Linked DNA regions of Homo sapiens: region 1 is linked to region 2. The links are chromatin loops, found by intact Hi-C in ENCODE. Cell type or tissue: mammary epithelial cell. All regions are shown on one strand. Links, peaks and the distances in the headings refer to the core of each region. The heading gives the core; the rest is flanking DNA. Region 1 overlaps SDHB (succinate dehydrogenase complex iron sulfur subunit B). Region 2 holds the start of RNU1-2 (RNA, U1 small nuclear 2).

The links. Hi-C counts contacts between places; a loop is a spot of excess contacts. Peaks named below come from ENCODE experiments on the same cell type or tissue, not always from the same donor. Only the 100,000 strongest peaks of a DNase experiment are listed, where the experiment ranks them.
Region 1: it touches region 2 in a loop (11-fold over the local background); 10 of 110 quality-filtered maps call a loop at or near these places.

What each region holds. Positions count from the first base shown.
Region 1 is chr1:17,044,912-17,047,799 of GRCh38, reverse strand. All of the region lies in intron 1 of SDHB (succinate dehydrogenase complex iron sulfur subunit B), which reads left to right. Among named protein-coding and RNA genes, the nearest start is that of SDHB, 7.7 kb to the left of the region's middle. In mammary epithelial cell, for the core only: a CTCF peak has its summit at 1,521 (motif pointing right); no DNase peak of the experiment used is centred there.
Region 2 is chr1:16,895,253-16,898,167 of GRCh38, reverse strand. RNU1-2 (RNA, U1 small nuclear 2) reads right to left here and starts at 2,188; the gene lies at 2,025-2,188. RefSeq lists enhancers at 960-1,892, 1,893-2,826 and a silencer at 2,071-2,150. In mammary epithelial cell, for the core only: no CTCF peak of the experiment used is centred there; DNase peaks (open chromatin) are centred at 349, 1,197, 1,534, 1,947 and 1 weaker place; H3K4me3 peaks cover 132 bases; H3K27ac peaks cover 801 bases.

The DNA.
Region 1 (2,888 bases), core at 389-2,888, 150 kb before region 2:
GGGAAGCTGAGATGGGAGGATCGCTTGAGTCCAGAAGGTTGAGGCTGCAGTGAGCTGTGATCATGCCACTGCACAATCAGTGACAGAGCAAAACTCTCTCTCTTTTTTTTTTTTTTTTAGCTTGAGTTTCACTTTGTCACCCAGGGTGGTATACAGTGGCACAGTCTTAGCTCACTGCAACCTTTACCTCCCAAGTTCAAGCCATTCTCCTGCCTCAGCCTCCCTAGTAGCTGGGATTACAGGCACACGCCACCACACCCTGCTAATTCGTTTTTTTGTATTTTTAGTAGGGACGGGGTTTCACCATGTTGGCTGGGCTGGTCTTGAATCCCTGATCTCAGGTGATTTCCCAACCTCAGCCTCCCAAAGTGCTGGGATTACAGGTGAGAAGAGTATGTGGAGTCTCAGTATTATTTTCTTCTTTTTGTTTTGTTTTGTTTCTTTGAAACAGCGTCTCACTCTGTCACCCAGGCTGGAGTGCAGTGGCGCAATCTTGGCTCACTGCAATCTCCGTCTCCCAGGGTCAAGCGATTCTCCTGCCTCTGCCTCCCGAGTAGCTGGGATTACAGACATGTGCCACCACACCGGGCTAATTTTTGTATCTTTAGTAGAGACGGAGTTTCACCATGTTGGCCAGGCTGGTCTTGAACTCCTGACCTCAAGTGATTCGTCTGTCTTGGCCTCCCAAAGTACTGGGATACAGGTGTGAGCCACTGCACCTGGCCTCAGTATTATTTTCTATAAATGCATATGAATCTATAATTATTAAAAAATAAAAAGGTTGGCCAGGCACGGTGGCTCACGCCTGTAATCCTAGCAGTTTGGGAGGCCAAGGCAGGCAGATCACCTGAGGTTGGGAGTTTGAGACTACCCTGACCAACATAGACAAACCACATCTCTACTAAAAATACAAAATTAGCCGGGCCTGGTAGCACATGCCTGTAATCCCAGCTACTCGGGAGACTGAGGCAGGAGAATTGCTTGAACCGGGGAGGCGGAGGTTGTGGTGAGCCAAGATTGCACCATTGCACTCCAGCCTGGGCAACAAGAGCAAAACTCAGTCTCAAAGATAAATAAATAAATAAATAGTTTAATTTTTTAAAAAAGCATTTAACTATGGTTATATGCAGTAACATATGAATCTCAGAAGCATTATGTTGAGTGAAAGAAGCTAGACATGAGACTACGTACCGTATGATGCCATTTATATGAATTCTGTAAAAGGCAGACTCGTGATGATAGCTGATCAGTTGCTAAGGGTAGGAAAAGGGGACTTATGTTTGCCATCAAGGGCACAAAAGACCTTTTTGGATGGAAATACTCTGTTGTAATTGTGGTAGGATTACATTGCTTTGTCAAAACTCATTATACCCTTAAAATTAGTGAATTTTATTATAATGAATTATACCTTATTAAATCTCACAGAAAAAAGACCAAAAAAAAAATGGGACATTAAGCAAGCAAAGTCCACTGGAGTTGATACCTTCAGGAATCTTTCCTCTCACTTCCTCCCAAATACCACAAGGTGGCATTAGATGTTCATGTCAGTTTACAAAATGGGGTTCCCGGTGAAAAACATTTGTAGAAATGGCTTTCCTTTTGTTGATGATTTTAGCCAGCTTGGTGATAAGGTAAAACATAGCTTTCATCTTAACTTTCATTTTCTTCATATATTTTCTTCTTTTCTACTGTTAGCTGATGTTTGTATTTTCAGCTTCAGTTAATACGGGACACTTTACCAAGAAATAATGTTACTGGTAGACGGTCTTGACCACAAGTCGTCAAGGTTTTTAGCATGTTGAACAAAAAATTGGACAAAACACACAAGCAAAGCAACAGAAGACGAAAGCATAGATTTATTGAAATGAAAGTACACTCCATAGAGTAGGAGTGGGATTGAGCAAGTGGTTCAAGAGCCCCAGCTGCACAGTCTTCTGGGATTAAAGTACCCTGTACGGGTTTCCTATTAGTTACACCCTATGCAAATGAAGACTTGGCCCGAGACGAATCAGAGGCTGTAGTGAAGACTCCCTGTCTCTAAACCCTGTTCTCCTGCCTCAGTAATAAACACCACTGCATCTTTTTGTAATTAGTCAATTAACCTTCCGAGTTTTTACTTTTCTATATCAGTTTATTTTAAAAATTAGCAGTCCTGGAGTATAGTCTTTTCTTTCTTTTTTTCTTTTTTATTTTGTATTTTTGAAAAAGAGTCTCACTCTGTTGCCCAGGCTAGAGTGCAGTGGCATGATCTTGGCTCACTGCAGCCTCAACCTCTCGGGCCCAAGCAGTCCTCCCACTTCTGCCTCCTGAGACGCACACTACGACACCCAGCTAATTTTTTTATTTTTTGTAGAGATGGGGTTTTGCCATGTTTCCCAGACTGCTCTCAAACTCATGGGCTCAAGCAATTCTCTCACTTCTGCCTCCCAAAGTGCTGAGACTGCAGGCATGAGCCACCACCCTCAGACCACACCCCACACTCCTTCCCCTTAATTCTGGTTTGTCAAGCCTCCACTTAGATGACATGTGAGGAAGCCTTCTCTGACTCTTCACTCATTGAAGTCTCTGCTGTATTCATCCAGAGCTCCCTGTACTTTCCCAACAGTATCGCTCTTTATATTCATCGTGAATGTTTAATTTAACTCTTGTTCACTACAAAGTAAGTTCTGTGAAGATGAAGGTTTTTGTGTATTAAGTGCTGTGTCACTAGCCCCTAATACCATGTCTGATATATTAGCATATGATAGGTGCTTAATACTTGTTGGATATTGAATGCCTGCCTTTTCTAAGAAGATTATGTGTCAGTAATGTGTGAGTTTATATCCAGCGTTACATCTGTTGTGCCAGCAAAATGGAATTATCTTGTATTTCTAATTTTTTTTTCCTTT
Region 2 (2,915 bases), core at 185-2,684:
TCTTTTAGATACAGTAAATTCGTTAAAGCCAAGAGCCCCTAGGAAATGAAGTTGGGTGGGAGGGGGGACATTGAGTAGTAAGATCACTCTTGTAATAGAGATGCCACTCTTGCAGATATTGACAACAATTGGGCCTATAAAATTTTTACCAAACATTGGAAAGACAAGATCTGAACAACTTATCATTGCTGCAGTCTCAAATTTCAGGAAATACCATTATTCTCAGGACAATAAATAGACAATAAAGAAGACTCACAGACCAGATTAGCTGTCATGTATCACCAAACAGGGACTGGATCCTTGTCAACACGACCCAACAGAGATTGTCCCCAGAAATTCACTTCATAGCCTCAAAACCAAAAACCCACACTGATGGCAAAAAATAATGATGCAAATAATGAGAAAGAGAGAGAGAGAGAGAGAGAGAGAGAGAGAGAGACCTGTCCTATAGCCATACTCAGTGGGTAAAAGCCAAAGAGCTCAATTTCTGCTCATGATACTTAATAGAACATAGGGAACATGAGCCAATAGCTCAATGGGTTCAGATCTGCACCAAGTGCCTGTTGGATGCAGGATTCTACTGTCTCCAACAACAATGTCTCAGATGGACTAATTTTTTTTTTTTTTTTTTTGAGACAGAGTCTCACTCTATTGCCCAGGCTGGGGTGCAATGGCACGATCTCGGCTCACTGTAACCTCCGCCTGCCGGGTTCAAGCGATTCTCCTGCCTCAGCCTCCCGAGTAGTTGGGATTACAGACCCACACCACCATGCCCGGCAATTTATTTTTATTTTTATTTTTAGTAGAGACGGAGTTTCGCCATGTTGGTCAGGGTGGTCTCGAACTCCTGACCTCAGTTGATCAAAAGTAGGTGATGTCAGAAAACATACCCTGGGAGAGGCTGGCACAATGCCCAGAACCGCCATCGCTAGGCCTGGGGTTTTCCTCTGTAGTGGAATACTAGTATTCATGTAGTTCAGGGACAAAACCAATTAGATACTTCTGGGAGTTAAAAAGAAATGCATTTTCAGTGCCATTTGAGAAAGGGTATTAAGGAATTTGTCAGGGTACTGACGCGTGTCAGGTATAAACCGCAGGTTGAGAGAGAGCTAAGTATTTTCTGTCCATGAAGGTGATAAGCGAGGGCCTGAAGAAAGAGGGACTGGGGAGGACACTGGCACCAGAAATAGGAAACGGCTGCTTGGGGGTGGGAAGGATGGGTCTGGGTGCTATCTAGAAAGTTGCCTGGCAATGGATGTAGGATGTGGGAGCGAGACATCAAACAAGAAGCTGTCGCTTAAATAAAGTCTGAAGAAACACTAGATATATGAACTGCCGGAGATAGTAGGGAAACTGTACCTGGCTCCTCATAAAACTTCCCGCCTTCTATCTCCGGGAGGATCGCAGGGCATTTCCGCCAAGACAGGTGAGACTGCGGTTCTGACCTACGGGCCTCCATGAATATGCGCGAGGGCACCTGGGGGCCGGCAGAGCCGTTCCCCTACGCAAAGTAAGCGTGTTATGTCTACAACCCAACGGGGACACTGAGAGCCCCAAAGGCCCTGCTTTCTTCCTGGAGAACAGCACCCATCTGCGTAGTTTCTACCTGGCTCTATGAGGTGAGAACACACTCCCCGCTAGCACAGAAATCCTACAAACTCCTGTGGGGGCTGCGCTTGGAAGCAGAGGCTGTGTAAGAGGTGACTTGGGGGGTAGGGAAAAACAGGAAGATTTTCACACAGGGTGAGAACCCAAGAGACTGGAGACCACGGACCAATCCCTGCAAAAAGCAGCCAGGGTAGAAAGGGAAGAGCTGAGCGGACTTCACGATAGCTAATTTGTGTTACAAAGCCGATACGGCTGATGCTCGCTTTTTCTCCTATGGCGTGCAGGCGACATGTTACTTCCTATTCGCCAGCCCTCCACTGTAGGATTAACATTTAAGACGCCAACCAAGACACAAACCAAAACAAAAAAAGATATGACCCTTAGCGTACAGTCTACTTTTAGAAACTCCAGAAAGTCAGGGGAAAGCGCGAACGCAGTCCCCCACTACCACAAATTATGCAGTCGAGTTTCCCACATTTGGGGAAATCGCAGGGGTCAGCACATCCGGAGTGCAATGGATAAGCCTCGCCCTGGGAAAACCACCTTCGTGATCATGGTATCTCCCCTGCCAGGTAAGTATGAGATCTTCGGGCTCTGCCCCGACACAGCCTCATACGCCTCACTCTTTACACACACGGTCACTTGCCCCGCGCACTCCCGAGCCCTTTCCAGCCCTGACACACAGCTGGGATTCTCTCTTCCGATCCGCGGTCCTGAACCCGCTCCCAGGGCAGGGGAACTCCTTCGTGGCGAAGCAGCAAGTGGCGAAGCAGCAGCCTCTGCGCTGCCTCATCTACATAGAAGTCGCCCTGTCCGTGATGTCACCGACAGTGCCTTGCCCAGTCCCCGTCTGCTTTTCTGCCACTCAACTGACCAATCTGCTGCCAGAGCCGCCAAGAGGAAGTGACGTCTGCCTCTCCCTTTTTCCCTCCCGCCCCTGCGTCTGTTCTCTCCCAAAAAAGCTGGTCCTTAGCCTGTGTTAAGGAGCAACCTTTCGGTGGCCAGATGGAGCCGGGGCATCCTTCTTCAAATAATGGCTTTTAATTCGCAGACTAGAATGTTTCGGATTACAGAAGAAACCGGTTCTCTTCACATCTTTATCCCTGTGATGCAGCATTCCACTTGCAATTGGAAGCCGAGAGAAACCATGTTTATGAAAGTAAAGAGGCTGCTCAGATGACTGCAAACCAGCCTTCCTTACTGGTTTTATCACTGGTAATGTTATAAAGACAGTTGTCCAGTTTCATGAATCTTGTAGGTTTTTTTTTTTTGATTTTTTTTCCAAAATCAGTATTGTAGAAAACTAT